Linked DNA regions of Mus musculus: region 1 is linked to region 2. The links are chromatin loops, found by intact Hi-C in ENCODE. Cell type or tissue: left cerebral cortex. All regions are shown on one strand.

Evidence for each region. Hi-C counts contacts between places; a loop is a spot of excess contacts. Peaks named below come from ENCODE experiments on the same cell type or tissue, not always from the same donor. Only the 100,000 strongest peaks of a DNase experiment are listed, where the experiment ranks them.
Region 1: a loop joins it to region 2, with 2.7 times the contacts of the local background. A loop is called at or near these places in 2 of 42 quality-filtered maps.

The regions. Positions count from the first base shown.
Region 1 is chr5:112,035,922-112,043,921 of GRCm38, reverse strand. No RefSeq gene overlaps it. Among named protein-coding and RNA genes, the nearest start is that of Gm30032, 81 kb to the left of the region's middle. In left cerebral cortex, no CTCF peak of the experiment used is centred here; DNase peaks (open chromatin) are centred at 2,463, 3,027, 3,750, 3,990 and 1 more place; H3K27ac peaks cover 1,159 bases.
Region 2 is chr5:112,095,493-112,103,492 of GRCm38, reverse strand. No RefSeq gene overlaps it. Among named protein-coding and RNA genes, the nearest start is that of Gm30032, 21 kb to the left of the region's middle. In left cerebral cortex, a CTCF peak has its summit at 3,673 (motif pointing right); DNase peaks (open chromatin) are centred at 3,717 and 4,767.

The sequences.
Region 1 (8,000 bases), 60 kb after region 2:
TTGCTCAGCCTGGTTTCTTATAGAACCCAGGACCACCAGTCCAGGGATGGCTCCACCCACAGTGGTCTGACTCCATCCACAATGGGCAGGGCCTCCCTCCATCAATCACTAATCGAGAAAATGCCCCGCAGAGTTGCCTATAGGCCAGTCTGGTGGTGGCATTTTCTCAAGTGGAGTGGACATTAAATAGAGAGACTGAAAAGGTAACTCTTAATTAGCTGATTAAGAAGAGTCCGCTGTCACCAAGTGTGGCTGCTGTGGTGTATCTTCGGGATTTAATTCTCAACCCATGTGACTTAAAAGTTGCTAAGGTCTTTTGTCTCTCCTCCCAACCCCATGGGTATGTATGTTCATGTGTGTATGTGTGTGTGTGTGGGGGGGGGGATGAGTGTGCACATATGTACATGTATATGAAGGCCAGATGTCAACCTTGTATGTGTATCTTCAGGTGACATCTGCTTTGGTTGTTCGTTTATTTTTCCTCTCCTCTCCTCTCCTCTCCTCTCCCCTCCCTCTCCTCTCCCCTCCCCCTCCCCTCCCCCCTCCCCTTCCCTCTCCCCTCCCCCCTCCCTCTCCCCTCCCCTCTCCCCTCCCCCCTCCCCTCGCCTCCCCTCCCCTCCCCTCCCCCCTCCCTCTCCCCTCCCCTCTCCCCTCCCCTCCCCTCCCCTCGCCTCCCCTCCCCCCTCCCCTCCCCTCCCCTCCCCTCTCCCCTCCCCTCCCCTCCCTCCCTCCCTCCCCCCCCTCAGGGTCCTGGAGCATGCTAGGCTGCCTAGACCTCCTCAGTGCTCGAATTGCAAGCTGAGCCACCAGCCTAGTAACTTCCGTGGGCTCTGTCTGGTGTTGATGTATGTTGCAAAACCTGTCCCTGGGAAGCCCTTCAGGATGGGGAGCCTTTCTCTGTAAGTACCAACCAGTGTGTTTCTCATACATAAAGACTAAGGGACAAGCTGAGCTGGGGGGGGGGGGTTCCGTTGTAGTCCCCCCCCCATTCAGATGCATGGTCCTTTCTGGGTGTAAGAAGACAAACATGGCCTCAGAGGGATGTTTACATCTGGGGATTGGTCTTTCAAAGTCAGTGACAAGTTCATTACCTGCCTGTGCCAGCAGAGAAGTCTTCAGGGACTCCGTGGGATCAGAAACTATCAATAATAAACACTTCCCGCATGAATGGTGGTTGAATGAACGAACGAATGGATGATTCTGTGTGTCCTGGCTCTACAGTCTGAGCGCATCCTCACAGACCCTGGTGGGCTCTAGCTCCACAGTCAGAGAGCATCGATGGGTTCTGGCTCCACAGTCAGAGCACACCCTCGCTGACACCCGATGGGTTCCAGCTCCACAGTCAGAACACATCCTCACAGACACCCCATGGGCTCGGGCTCCACTGTCAGAGCACATTGATGCGTACTGACTCCACAGTCAGAGCACATCCTCGCAGACACCCGATGGGCTGCATCTTTCAAGAGCCTGTTCACAGCATCAAGCTCCAAACACAGAGCCAGCATCATCCCTGAGCTTCACAGTTCTCCCACTGCTTTCACTTTGGGGAGACAGCCGAGGGTTCCTATGTCGCTCCAGAGACATCTCCCTGTTTCCCAGAAAAGCCTTTATTTTACTGTGTCCTGAACTTGAATGTGAGCAAGCACAACATTGTTGAGACTCGCGGCTCTCTGGTGGGTACCGAGCAGAGACCAGGGTTGTGTGGGGCACATAAAGAAGCCACTTGTGTGCACATTGCACCATGACCCCTACCTTGTTACTGGTGGGGCTGGATATCAGCTTGGTCATCACTGAAATCAAGGAAGCTGATGGCAGGCTGTTCAGGTAAGGAACAAGTTAGAGTTTGCAAATAGAGAGTAAGAACTGAACGCAGCTTGACTGAGTTTGGACAAAGCCACACCCACTAGCTTTGCTGTCTGCCTGTTTGGAGAATGAAGAATAAAGGTTATTGAGACTGAAAGTGACTTTAGAATCTGGAAGTGGAAGGCTGGTCTCCCAAATAGTCCAAGAAGGAAGACTGGAAGACAAGAGAGAGACATCCTGCCAACCTCCAGGATGGCTTTGCTTCTAGCAAAGCAGAAAGTGGTAAGGGGGAAAAAAACCCAAGAGGCATTTCTATTATCTGTTTGTGAGGATCCCTCATCAGCAAGATGAACTATGCCTTCTCCTATGGCTCACAGTGTGCTGAGGGCAGGTGACACCAGAGCACAGAAATGCAAGCAGGTTAGACCTGTGTGGTTGGGCCACCAGGATGCTTCTGGGTTGGGGTGCAACTGGGGGCTGGGCTGGTGGGAGAGCGGGCAGCATTAGGCTTTGGCAAGTTAATTAGGGTTCACGAGTGGAGCCTGTGAGCTGGGAGAGAGGACGGATTTGCATAAAGCCCATTTACATAATGCTCTTCACAAATTACACAAGCCAGAAGGCTGCTGGCTGGCAGGAGGGGGAGGGGAGGCTGGCAGGAAGATGCCTAGGTGGCCCAGCCAGAGGGGGCAGGGTGAGGCCCCTCCCCTACCCTCTGGGCCAATGGCTAGAGCTGTCTCTCCAGTGGCACAGGCCTTCAGCAGCCCACACTGTGACTATCAGCTCTGAGTTTCAGAGCCCACAGAATCTCAAACGACTTCTGGAGACAGGTTCTCCCTGGATGAAAACTTGGGGGTTCTCTGTTGCCTGAGTATCAGCCCCCACCACCTTAGCTAACCAGCTTGGTCATTCCTGGAGGACAGTCACCTTCCAGCTTCTGGACCTTATCTTCCTTCAAGTCCCTTTATCTTTCCCAAGTTTTATCTCATCTTAAAGACTTGGGTGCTGGCTTTACTGAGCATCTGCTGCCAGCTGCCTCTGAGACAAGCCCCTGACTCCCCATCTTGGGACATGTCCAGGTGTCCCTATGTCCCCCACGTGGCCAAGGATCCTTTGCCCAGCCATGTTGAAGCTCTTGATGGGATGCAGGAGGGTCCAGGGAATGGGCATCTCTGCCTTTCAGACAGTGAGTCTTATAAGGGAGGGTGTGACACTCACAAGCCTGTGCCCAGCTGGGTAGGAGCCTGCTTGAAAACAGCAGGCACCCAATAGCTGTCTGTGGATCTGGTGAAGGAAACATGACAGCAGCTTGAGAGCAGTTTCCATCCTAGCTTTAGTTCTAGAGCTCTTACCCTGTGCTAGAAGCCATAGGGGAAGGAAATACTGGCATGGGTTCCCCCCAGGGAGTGGGATCTCAAGTGGCCCACTGCATGCTCTGGGGAGGCAGACAAGGCTAAGCCAGACATGGAAGATGCACTGAACAATGGCCTCAGGTCTTTCATGAAAACAGACCTGGCAGGTGCTGGAAGCCTCAGGAGTTTGTGAGCAAAGGGGAAAGGAGATTTACAGCTACTGACCACCTACTAAGCACTTGCACTTACCCTAATGGACCCACAGTGAGCAGGAATGCTCCCTGGTCTAAAACCCATCCAGATAGAGCTTTCTAGATTGGCTCTTTATCTTTTGTCCAACACAAAAGTCGTCTCTAGCCTCAGGGAGCCTGGATAGATCAGAACATCTGCATCTTAGATGCCCCACGATCTACTCTGAACGATCACAGGCCAGTGGTAACATAGCCATACTGAATGGGGTGCTGTTTCTATGTGGAGGGACTGGCCAGAGCTCCTTCCATCTTCTACTCCTTCTGTCCCCTGTCTGTGAGTCTTTCTGAATGAGACATCCCCGACGTTTCTCTTCCACCTATTCCTGGACATACCACCCACGCTCAGGTTTAATTTTAGCTGATTCTCTCTCAAGGACAAAGTCTATATTTTTATTTTAATTTATGTCCCCTGAACCATTTCCAACTTTTACTTTTAGAACTGTCAGGATCAGTGACATGTGGCGTTTTAGGTACTTTTCTGCTGGTGGGTCCTAAATCTATTGTCATTTTATGTCACTTGGCAAAATGTACGAAATGCCAGAAGCGTTATAAACAGAGACAATTTATGTCCTGGGTGGGGGAGGTTAAGAGAGTGAATGTAATCCTTTTTTTTTTTTTCTCCCTCCAGAGATTTTTCTGTCAGCCTGTGAGCTGGCAGGTGCCGTTTTGGCACCCTGTGAAGAGCCCTGGGACACAGCAGCTGCAGGCCAGGCCCAACTGCTGTGGCTCACCAGCCCTGTCCTGGGGAGGGGCCATCTAGCCTGGGCACCTAGTGTGGGGCTGTGCTCACAGTAGGTCCTCCTTGAGGGAAAGATGGATGAAGGGAGACATGCATGGGAATTCTAACGGACTTTGGTCTCCAGGCCCCTCTGTCTGACCCTCATGGTTCCACTACTCAAAGATTTTCAGTATTTCCCTGGCACACCACGCGCTGACTGGCAGAGGCAGAGGACTGCAGTCCAGGGTGTTTGTGACTGCATGGCTCTGAGTACCAACTTCTCTGTAACAGGCTTAAGTGCCTGTCCTTTCTACTCAACCTCCTTACTTCCCCAAAGAGTACTGCAGCTGTCTCTCTGGTGAATCCTTCTGCCTCACACCTGCCTGACCTGCTGGGCATCTCACAATGCTTCTCTGTTGTCACTGAAGACCCATGTCGCTGGAGGTGACACAAAGACCAACTGTCCTCTCTGTAATCTAATAGTCACACACACACACACACACACACACACACACACACACACACACACACACACAAACAAGATATGGGATTGATCTAAGTATAATGGGATGGCAAGACCTTTGGTGTGAGGACCCTAAAGTATTTCCAAGAATTACCTACAAACAAGGAGGATCACCTCATCTCACTCCCTTCCGTGACTCTTCTGTGCACCCCTCCCCCATTTTAAAGATGAGAAAACCGAGGCCCAGAATGGCAAAGTCACACAGCCAGGTTGAGGCCAAGAAGGGTTTGAACACTATGGCTTAAGGATTCCAGAGTCTCCTCATCCCTAGCCTGATGTTACAAAGAAAGTGTTAAGTGTTTCGTGGAAAGGATCTTGCCAGCTTCTGGGGCCTTCCAAAGTCACCCCCACCCTGAGTTTGCAGAGGAAGGGGCTGTGCAGATGACTCTGTTAAAATTCAAGTGGCTTCTGGAAACTCAGTGTTGACTCGGGTGTGGCAAATAGGTATGAAGGTTCCGACGGAAGCCTAGTATTGAACTCAGCCACTGAAATCAAATAGTTAGAGGAGGGCTAATGGGGCAGGCGAGGGCTTCCATCACCGCGGAGGACCCCACGAGGAGGCTACATTATTCATGCTTTCCTGTTTGAGTTTAAACCTCAAGGAGGATCCGGGAGGGGCAGGGGACAGGGTGGCAGCACAGAGGCCCTGCTCAGGACTGTAAGACCAGTGACTACCAACTCATCCCTCCACATTGGCTGGGGCCAAACTATCCTTGGGTGGATCTCCCTACTCGAAGCTTGCTCTGTATGTATGGGAAACCATATGAGCCTCAGTCCTTCTTCCTGTAAAATGGGACAGTGGGTGATTCCCGCCCCCTCTGATTTATTATTTATTTTATTTCTATGAGCAGACTGTAACTGTCTTCTGACACACCAGAAGAGGGCATCGGATTCCATCCCAGATGGTCGTGAGCCAACCTGTGGTTGCTGAGAATTGAACTCAGGACCTCTGGAAGTGCAGTCAGTGCTCTTCACCGCTGAACCATCTCTCCAGGACCCTCCCCCTTCTCTTTAGCCTCTTTTTCTTTCCATCCCTCCTTTCCCCTCCTTTTGTTTCAGAGCCCAGAGTCTTGCTATGTTTCTGACTATGAATTCACCATGTAGCCCAGGCTAGCTTTCCATTTGCAAAACCTCCCACCACAGCCTCCCAAGTGCTGGATGACAGGAGCACTCCATCAAGGAAGGCTACATCATGCTGTGTTTCTGGTTAGAGACCCTGTAGTGACTAGAGTCTGGTTCTGTGGGTTTGGTGCAAGACTGAACACCTCCACTTTCCACAGAACTCCAGATGAGGCTAATAGCCCTTTCCTGTGAACAGTCAGGATGGTTGTCAGAGGGCATTTCATGGGGCAGATCTACGGTGGGTCCATATGGAAGCCTCAGGAAATGATATGGAAACACAGCTAGTTCCATCCCTGAGGCCCTGCAGTCATTGGCTGAGCCCAGATCTCTTCCACCTTGAGACTCTGCAGTCATTGGCTGAACTTTGGTCTCCACCCGAGGCCCTGTAGTCATTGGTTAAGCCCAGGTCTCCTCCACCCGAAGCTCTGAAGTCATTGGCTGAGCCCAGGTCTCCTCCACCCTTACCTTTAACCATCTCGCCTTAAGGTCCGTACACACCCAAGTTTTGTGCTTCTGGCTCTTGCTCCACCCTCTCTCCACCCTTCATCTCCTCTCTCCCCTCTTATCTACTCACTCCTTTCTACCTTACTTGTGCAAAACCACTGGTGAGGGAGACCCTGAAGAATGGGAGTCCCCAGGTGGCTGCCTCTCCTGGACTTTCCTGTTGTTCCTTGGTCACGCTGCCAGAGCTGTCTCCCAAAGGATGAAGCTGACTCCTGACAAGCCAGACAGTCAACCAGAGGTTGACTCCTGCCCTGTGTGGAAGGCTCCATCCCTTCATGGCCTGTGTACAGCATGCCCGATGACCAGTGCACCCTAGTCCTCCAGGCACCTCCTAATTACCACTGGGCTGTAAAACCCTCTCTCCCTCCCACCAGCGTTGTCTTAGTAAATGGTCCAAGCGTTCAGGAGGTTAATGCAGGGTTGTAAATCCGCAGTGGGTCGAATGAGTGCGACTAGAGGAGCTGTGCATAAATCTGCAGCACGGCTCCAGTTTGTTTATTTAATAAAATACCATTTTGTAGAAATGCATGGGGCATGGGGTGGGGCAGAGGTCTGCAGAGGCTCTGGGGTGTGTGGGGACAGATGCGCAGATGGTGCACAGAGCTTAGAGACCTACACGCTCTGCAGTCATGGAAGGCATTCTGAACTCCTCAGTATCTGCCCTACTTAAGGTAGCAAATTCCTCCGGATTCTTTAAAATGGGCCTCGTCAATATCTGAGGCACTGCAGACAAAGCCCAGGGCGTGTGTAATGCTGTTTGCAGACATGGACACCTCCCCAAGATAATCTCCCTGAGTTTGCCCACACTGGCCTGTTAAATCAACAAGATGTCAGACTGCTCACACAGTGTGGAATCAAATGCTAACAGCACCGGCTCTGTAGTAACCAGGCAGGATTCTAACACCGGGTTTGTCTCCCAGAGGAAGACAGCTGTGGGTATTTATCTCTTGGCCTCACTTTCTCTCTCTGCCTCATGAACAGAACGCTGACTCTTCAAGAGGCACCTTGGCTGAAGGCTGTGATGGGTCTGGACCCTCTATGCCTGGGATGGGCTGGACCCTTCATGCCTGTGATGGGGCTGGACCCTTCATGCCTGGGATGGGGCTGGACCCTTCATGCCTGGGATGGGCTGGACCCTTCATGCCTGGGATGTACCCTGAACTCCTAGTTGAACTTAGCTATGAGCTTGCAGTCTTCCTTGAGGTGACAGCCCAGACTGGACAGGATCTGGCTAGTTAATTCAGGCTGGCCTTGATTTCATCATCCTCCTGCCTCAGGCTCCAGAGTGCTGATCTTCGTCGTGGACCGGGAAGGTGGTGTGCTAGCTGCTTTTGCAAGTGTGGCTGTGAATGTAAAGCAGGGGAGGGTTATTTTGGATCATGACTCACAGGCTTGTGTAGCCCAGAATTGATTGACCTATGTGCTGGGGCACAGCATCATGATGGTATGAAGGTGTTGCTGAGTGCCACTGTTCACTTCCTGGCCAACCGGAAGCAGAGAGTGAGACAGGAAGCAGCCAGGAATAATCTACTCCAAAGACCCACCTCTGGTAACCTACTCCATCCAGCTCAACCCCACCTCCAAAAGCTCCCCAAACCAGGAAAAACATGACCAGTTGGGATCAAACACACAACACACAGGCCAAGGGACAGGGACAGTCCTGCCCGAGGGTTCACACTGGAGTGGACAGACAGTATGGTTTCAGTGTGAAGCCCAGGGAAGCAGCAATC
Region 2 (8,000 bases):
TCACAAGGTCCCTAACCCTGTTCTCTTCTTGCTCCACATGGTCCCTAAGCATTGAACTCCCACCACTCAGGCTCTGCTGCCTTTACTGCTGAGCCATGTCACAGCTTGGCCTTTGAACTTTGTTCCCATTCCGAGTTGATTTCACACACTTAAGCCAAGTGCACGCCCTTCCCATGGACAAGGGCTCTGAGCCCCCTGGCTGCCACATCTGGCTGCACAGCTACAAAGAGAACACACACCTGGAGGTGGAATGTGGGGTAACTGCCTCCTTCTCCCCCCTCACCTGAGTATCTTTCTTGCCTCTTCTATGTGACTCTGCGCCATGGTCCACGCTGTGAGGATGGAATGACATTTACTCCTCCTGTTGATGAGCTCTGGGGCTGTGAGCTGTGTTGCTCCAACCTTGGAGGGAGCCATGGCTATCTCTGTTCTGGAACTAGGAAAACAGGACAAGGATGGGAGGTACTACCCTACAATATACAGAGTATCACAGTACTGGAGGTGAACCTAGCTCTTCTGTTGTTTCCAGCCTGTTCACCTTCACCTTCCATCCTACCTGCCCTCCACCCTTCCTTCCACCCCATTCCTAGCAGCAGAGAACACACATGTACACACATTTACAAGGCATCTGCTATGGCCCTTTCCTATCTGCAGTTGGGTTATTTGTTTAGTTATTGTTAGAGTTGCATGAATGCATATGAAAGTATGCAAAGGCCCTTGCCAAGTATTCCAGAGAGAAGGAGGAAGAGGAGGAAGAGGAGGAGTCCAAGAAAGGACGGCTGAAGTTCAGGTGAAGCCCACCTCTTCCAGGCAGCCTTCCCAGGTCATTCCCCCTCTGCGTGGTGAGTATAGGTGATAAGAATGCTGGATTCTATCATGCTGAATTTAAATTCTAGACCCATATTTTACCTGTTCTGCACTCTTGACCTCTCACATGTGATTTTCTCCCAGTGGACAAGGGGTGGAGTCTGCGGGGATTTGCAATCTGTAGGTGGGAGTAACCCAACACAGGCTACCCACACCAGAAGTGTGTCTGCCTCATCTTTTTAGACTCCCCCAAATCAGGAAGTTTCCTCCCATGCCCAGCCACTTCCGTTCTGACTGCTGTGGTTTTATTTCTATCTTTGAGAACATCAGGGACAAAGCCAGCCCTGTTAGTTGCAGGGTTGTTTATAAATTATGGGGAACCGGGGACATTTTAATACAAAACTGGGAAGCGTGAGCTCGAAGCAGCTCAGAGAGAGCGCCCCTCCTATTCCCCTGATGCCTGGAGCCGAGAGGCGTCCTTGGGGGATTTATATCAAGTGGAATATTTAAGGGTAAGGAGCAGAGGTCCTTTTGGCGTTCTCTTTTCGGGGACGTCACCTCGAGCTGTCTTGAAGGAACATGAGTGACAGAAGCAGGAGGGATTCGCCAAGAATCGTCAATTATGCAAAAAAAAAAAAAAAAAAAAGCTTGTCCAAAAGAGTGATGTGTCTGGCTTTCTTCCCCAGATGGAGTTCAGCATTCTGGCCCAGGCCTTCCCAGACTGAGATTTTTCTAGAAGCACCCAGGGGCATATGGCCTCTTCCATCTCATATGCTACTTGGGCTGGGGGTGACCTTCCTCTTGCTTAGGCAGAGGCGGCCTTTGGATATGTGCTGTGTTGTTCCAGGATCCAGGTTATTGCCTGTACTGTACGTGGGAGAGATCTCTGCAGAGTGAACGTAGCAGTCACTGCCTGATGCTGTGAGGCAGGCTAACAGGCAGCCATATCATGGGAGGTTTAAACCTGACTCTGCTGATGGTTCCGAACTGGGTTTGACTGGTTGTGTCTGTTTTAACTCAGGAAATCTGATGTGTTGGTTAGTCCTGGCTGCTTCAGGATGGCCTCACTCACTTCAGGATCACCCTTGATGGCATCCCCAACCGCCGGGCCACTCCATCATCTTTTCAGCCTTAGACTCTGTGGTTGTTATCTACTGACAGAGAAGTAAAAGAAGTCACTAGGTTCAAGACCTGGTGCCTTCTGGTGGGCTAGCCTGGGCTTTCTTGACTGAGGATTGGTGAGATTCTTGAAAAAAAAAAAAAAACAGTTCCTTAAAGTGCAGGCTCATGACTCCTTGTTCTCTTCTTGGTTAGGCAGTCCAAACTGGTTGGGTGGTAGAGAGTTCCTACAGTGTTTGAGGTGGAGGTAGTCTGTACTGGCTGGTTTTGTGTCAACTTGACTTAAGCTGGAATTTTCACAGAGAAAGGAGCCTCCATTGAGGAAATACCCCCAGTTTCTCAATTAGTGATCAAGGAGGAGGGTGGAGAGCCCAGTCCATTATGGGTGGAGTCATCCCTGGGCTAGTGCTCCTGGGTTCTATAAGAAAGCAGGCTGAGCAAGGCAGGGGAAGCAAGGCAGTAAGCAGCACCCCTCCATGGCCTCTGCATCAGATCCTGCCTCCAGGTTCCTGCCCTGTGTGAGTTCCTGTCCTGACTTCCTGACTTCCTTTGGTGATGAACAGCAATGTGGAAGTGTAAGCTGCATAAACCCTTTCCTCCCAGACTTGCTTCTTGGTCATGATCTTTTGTGCAGGAATAGAAACCCTGACTAAGACGAGGTTCATGCAGGTACAAGGTGAGTTTGCAATGTGTCTATCAAACAGACAACTGCAAGTAACTTGTTCCTACCCTGGGGGCCTGAAGCAGAAGGGACTGAAGAATTCCTGTCCTGAGGATTGGAAATGGATGATTCCTGGGGGCTGAGGGTGTGGCTCAGAGATAGAGCATGTGCTTAGCATGTGCAGGGCCCTGGAGCCATTCATAGCATCCAAAACACAACCCAATAAACAGCAGTCTTGGGGTGCACAGGCACCCATAGTTTATGGGCAGGGTGGGTAGGGAAATCAGAACATAATTCTGGGGTAGAATTGTAACTCTTTAAGTTAGGATAGGTGCTAGAATACTTTAATTAACAAATATCATAGACTGGTTGTTAATTGTATATCATACTTTGTCATTTACATAATTGTTATGGTTATGCTCAGTTTATGTCTCAGAGAAGAGCCTTTTTTAAAAAAAATTGGACAGAAAGGGTGAGATCTTGGGTATTGGTTCTAATGCTTTGAATTAATTCAGCCCCCCAAATTGGGAATCTATATATCCAAACATAGAAGGTCCTTGTCCCCAATTGGTTTTTGATTGATCAATAAAGAGCCAATGGCCAATGGCTGGGCAGGTAGACTGAGGCGGGACCTTTAGATTTGCGCAGGCTAGAGACTGGCAGAGAGGAAGGCAGAGATCGCCAGGACAGGGAAGAAGAGAGAAAAGATCTAAAGGCCCGCTGACAAGTGAGAATCAGGATAAGTGGACATGAGCCACTTCCCCAATTATGTTTGGGGTAGCAGAGATGAAGTGTAGATTTTAAAAGATGTTAACTCAGAAGTACCATAGGGGAGTGTTTGCTAGCAGCAGAAAGAATTAGAAATATCCAGCCATTAAGCTAGTCAAGGCATATTAAAATTAACCGGTGTCCCTCCAGCCCCCCATGTGTGTGTGTGTCTTTTATTATCGAATCCACATAGCTCTTGGGGAGGTGTATGTGTGTGACCCGTTGGAAACACAGCGGTTTTACTAACTACTGTTACATGGGTACGGTAGGCTTTCTTTAGCCCACTTCTGATCATCACTTTGATGTGCGAGTTGGCTGTGCATGATGAAAGAGTGTTGAACCAGCAGGGGGTGCAGAGAAGAACATAGTAGGATCTCGGGATGTGAGAGATGGTGGTGGCAGCAGCGTCACTGGCGACATCACCGAGGCAGATGCCAAGTGACCCAAAGGTAGGACCTGGCTTTGGGGGCAGGTGGTAGAATGCTGTGACCCCTTCAACTTGTCATCTATGAAACTGTTATGGCCACCTTAGGTCACTTCATGGTCTCTGTCCTCCCACTCCTGAATCTCAGACACCCCTGTGATGGCAAGTCCCCTCAGGACCACCCCTGCGTTTTCTCAGTCTCTTCCTGGATAGAGCTCTCTGGGAACACTGAGCAAGCCCCGGCATATTAGGGTGTTATAGCACAGTCAGTTCTTAACCTTATTCCTGAACCCCTGCTTTGGGCCTTCGGAGTGACCGTAGGTGGGTGCTGGTGGCAGGAGGGACCAAATAGTGACACCTGTGGATGGTGTCAAGGCCTTCCACCTGGGTTCTGGCTGCCGTGTAGCGGGTACCGCCCAGCCCACGCGCATTCGCACCAGCTAGACTTTCTAAGTCGCCCAGCCCATGCACAATCGCCCTTGCTAGGCTTTCTAAGCCGCTCCGAGGGAAACGCCTGTACACAGATTCTTTGGGACTAAAGTGGCCAAGATGTCTAGATGGGGTCCGGGGTGCAGGCAACCTCACCCTGCTCTCCCCCAGGCAGAAGGGTTGCTGCAAGCCACTCCCCGAACTCCTAGCCCAGCACTGGTTAAAATGTGATCCCTTTTATGCGCGTAATGGAGACGAAGTTCCCGGGTCTTTCGGGGGCATCAATCCAGAGATTTATTAAGCAATTTAAAATAGTATTGTCTCTCACTTCAGGGTGAGATTGAGGGGTGTTGTTGCAGGAGTCAAGGCGGAGCGGCAGCCTCTGAGCCGGGAGGGGTCTGTACCTGGGACTCAATAGATATTCATGAACGTTCCCGTATTTAGTGCGGGAAATAACTTAATACCGACAGTGCGATGGAATAATAGCCATTTCCTGGCTGACTCGCAGGCCTCAGAAAATGAGATTGCGGCGGCTTCATTTTTCTTGTCTTTTCCCGGGTGCGCTCGCTGCCAGCGCAGGCAGCGGATTCTCTCTGCATTTCCAATGAGCTGGGCTGCAGCCCCCACCCACTGCTGCCATCTCAGGCCACAGAGCTCATTGTCAGCCCCTGCCTGCTGTGACCTTGGCCTGGGCTTCCTTGGAGGTCACCCCAATCCTGTTTCCTGGAGCATGTCCTGGAGGGGCTCAGCAGGCCACACACCTGCTCCATTTCAACGTTCATCCACTCAATCATTCATTCATTCACCTACCACCTATTTGATGTCATTCATTCATTCACTTATCATTCACAGTCACCCATGCACTCATTCATTAATTCCTTCATTCACTTGTTCACTATTTGACGGTTCACCAGGCACTGGAAGCTGAGGGCACACACAGGATGCATTCTTTCCCAAGTGGGACAGTTCAGGATTAGCCCTTCTGAGTACCTCTCATGTGGACCTCACAACCGACTCCATTAGGGGCTTTCATCCTTTGGGGTCCATAGGTGAGTAGCTGGTGATTTGTTGTGTGAACGGAGAGACTCTACCGCACCTGGGATCATAGGTGTGCCTGCCTCACACTCCTGCTGGATGTCCACTCAAGCTGGGGTGCAGAAGAGTGGAAGGCACAGGGCTGTAAAGCTGGGGTGCAGAAGAGTGGAAGGCACAGGGCTGTAAAATGGCCTCATGCTGACCCAAGAGATGCTTCTCTCAGAGGCAGGAATGGCTCAGAGCGGGGTTGGGTAGGGAAGGGGTACTGAGAGACAGCCCTGGAAAATGATGTAGCTTGTAGGCTGGGTGATTCCTGCTGGCTTCAGGCAGGAATGTGGATCTATAAGAGACATATCCCATGAGCCCTCCAGACCATCTCATCCTTCACAACCCTGAGGCAGCCCTGCCAGGACCACAGCACCAGTCTCATGACTGTTGACTGGAGTTGAGTTCAGCCAATAAGGGAGACCACAGGAAAGGGAAAGCGTGGGATAGAAGGTCATCAAGGTGGACTGTTCCAACCCCATGGTGTCCCACCAGGTCGCTGTGACCTTTTACCTCATCCCACAGTGTGGATGGAGGCGTCTGAGCAGGCTTGGAAGGCTGCTGGGCTCTGGCTCCTCCTCCTCCCCTTCCTCTTCCTCCTCTTCCTTCTCCTCTTCCCCTCCTCTTCTTATCCCTCCTCCCCACCTTCCTTCTCTTCCTGCTCCTCCTGACCCTCCTCTCTCTCCTTCCTCTTCTCCTCCTCCTCCTCCTCCCCCTCTTCTTTCTCTTCTTTCTCCTCTTCCTTCCCCTCCTCTTCTTCTCCCTCCTCCACATCCTCCTCCTGAGTCCTCATCGAATCTCTCAACATGCATCACCAACGATACTATCTTTGGGGCCACATTTCTCAGGTCAGAGACCCCCAAATCTAGGTGTCCTCAGATCAGTGCTGCTTTTGGATGCTTGGGGTGGGGTGCAGTCAGAGTCTGTTTCTTGGTTTCTTGAAGCTTCTAGAAGCTCTTTACATTCCTTGGCTTGTAACCCTTTATTGATTAATGGCTTACTGCATGTGAGTTGAAATCAGGGCCTCCCAATGCCAGGCTAGTGTTTCTAGCTGAGTGGTACCTCAGTTTCCCCACTGAGCCTTCCATGCTGGAATGGGACCTCTTCTCATCCCTTCCTTCCCTCTCTACCATCTCCTCACATACTTGACCCTGCCAGGTCCTGATAAGGACCTTCACTGTTCTCTGGCTCTACCAGGTAAACTGAGTCACCTTGACACACTCAGCCCCATGATCACAGACCCTTGGTTACTGAAGCAGACAGTGTCATAGGCTCTGGGGACCTGATTTGTTTCGTCCAGGAAATTTGGGCTTATATAAGTGCAATTGGGTTCTAATTATCTGACTGCACATATGCAAATTATGTATATAATAAAGACCACTCAAGAGAGGACTCTCCAACATGAGAAAGGAAAGCAAAAGCAAATCAAAGCCTGAGTGTTCTTGACCAGGGCGTGGGCTCCACCCCAACTCAAGGCTACAGCAGCCCCAGAGAGGGGAGTAACATGGTAAAGCTGGAGGCTTACATTTTTGCATCTCTGACTGCTGCCCAGGGTGGCTTAATAGCTAAAATGTTCCTTAAGCAAGAATGTAACAAACCAAAATACCTCCAGGAAGTCCCTGAAACCGACCAGATTCACTAAAACCCTCCACCAGTGTAAACAATAAAAGCTGAGTGTTCCCCTCAGAAGAGCAGAGCCAAGCTGTGAAGAAGACCCTAGGACCAGACCAGCTCCCTAGAAGAAGCAGAGACCAGCTAAGATGCCTAGAGAGGTTTAGAGTGACTGAGGCACCTGGAAAGAACACTCCAACTGGTCCCCAGTTTGGTGAGCTATCATCCATGCTGGGGTGGGCTTTGATCATGCAGCTGCCTTTGAGTCATTTCTGCTCTTGTAAGTAACCCCCATTGGTAAATAGAAGTACATTCTCTCTCTCTCTCTCTCTCTCTCTCTCTCTCTCTCTCTCTCTCTCTCTCTCTCTCATCTGGTCCTAGGGTCTTCTTCACAGCTTGGCTCTGCTCTTTTGAGGGGAACTCCTGGATTTTATTGTTAACACTAGTGGAGGGAGGTGGGGTTAGTGAATCTGGTCGGTTTCAGGGACTTCCTGAAACTATTTTGGTTTGTTACATTCTTGCTTAAGGAACATTTTAGCTGTTACATCATCCTGGGCAGCAGTCAGAGATGCAAAGTTGTAAGCCTCCCTGCTTTATCACACACACACACACACACACACACACACACACACACACACACACAAGCTTGAGTCTCAGAGCCTCCGTGGAGATGAGAACTCACTCCGCAGAGCTGTCCTCTGTCACATGTGCAGCTATGTAAACACACGTGATGATGGTGGTGGTGATGATGCTAACGATAAAACACATATATATATATATTTACATATACATTTATATACATATACAAGGTATAAGTAAAACTCTTTGGTTCACCAAGTTGGATTTTGGTCTGTCATAGGATCCCTATCTGGGGTGAGTAGATGTGTATGCTGTTTCTCTCCAAGAACAGTTTTGTTACAGGGCACCCTGGGAGAGCAGCATGCTACATTGTAGACTTCATTTTTCTTGCTGTCTACAGCTAGGAAGCTTGGGTCATGGCTGGGGATGTCCCATATGCCCCAAGAGGCTCTGGTCACAGCCAGGCATTCCTTTTGAGGATAGTACACATGGTTATCAGAAGGCAACTGGTATGTGGCCACA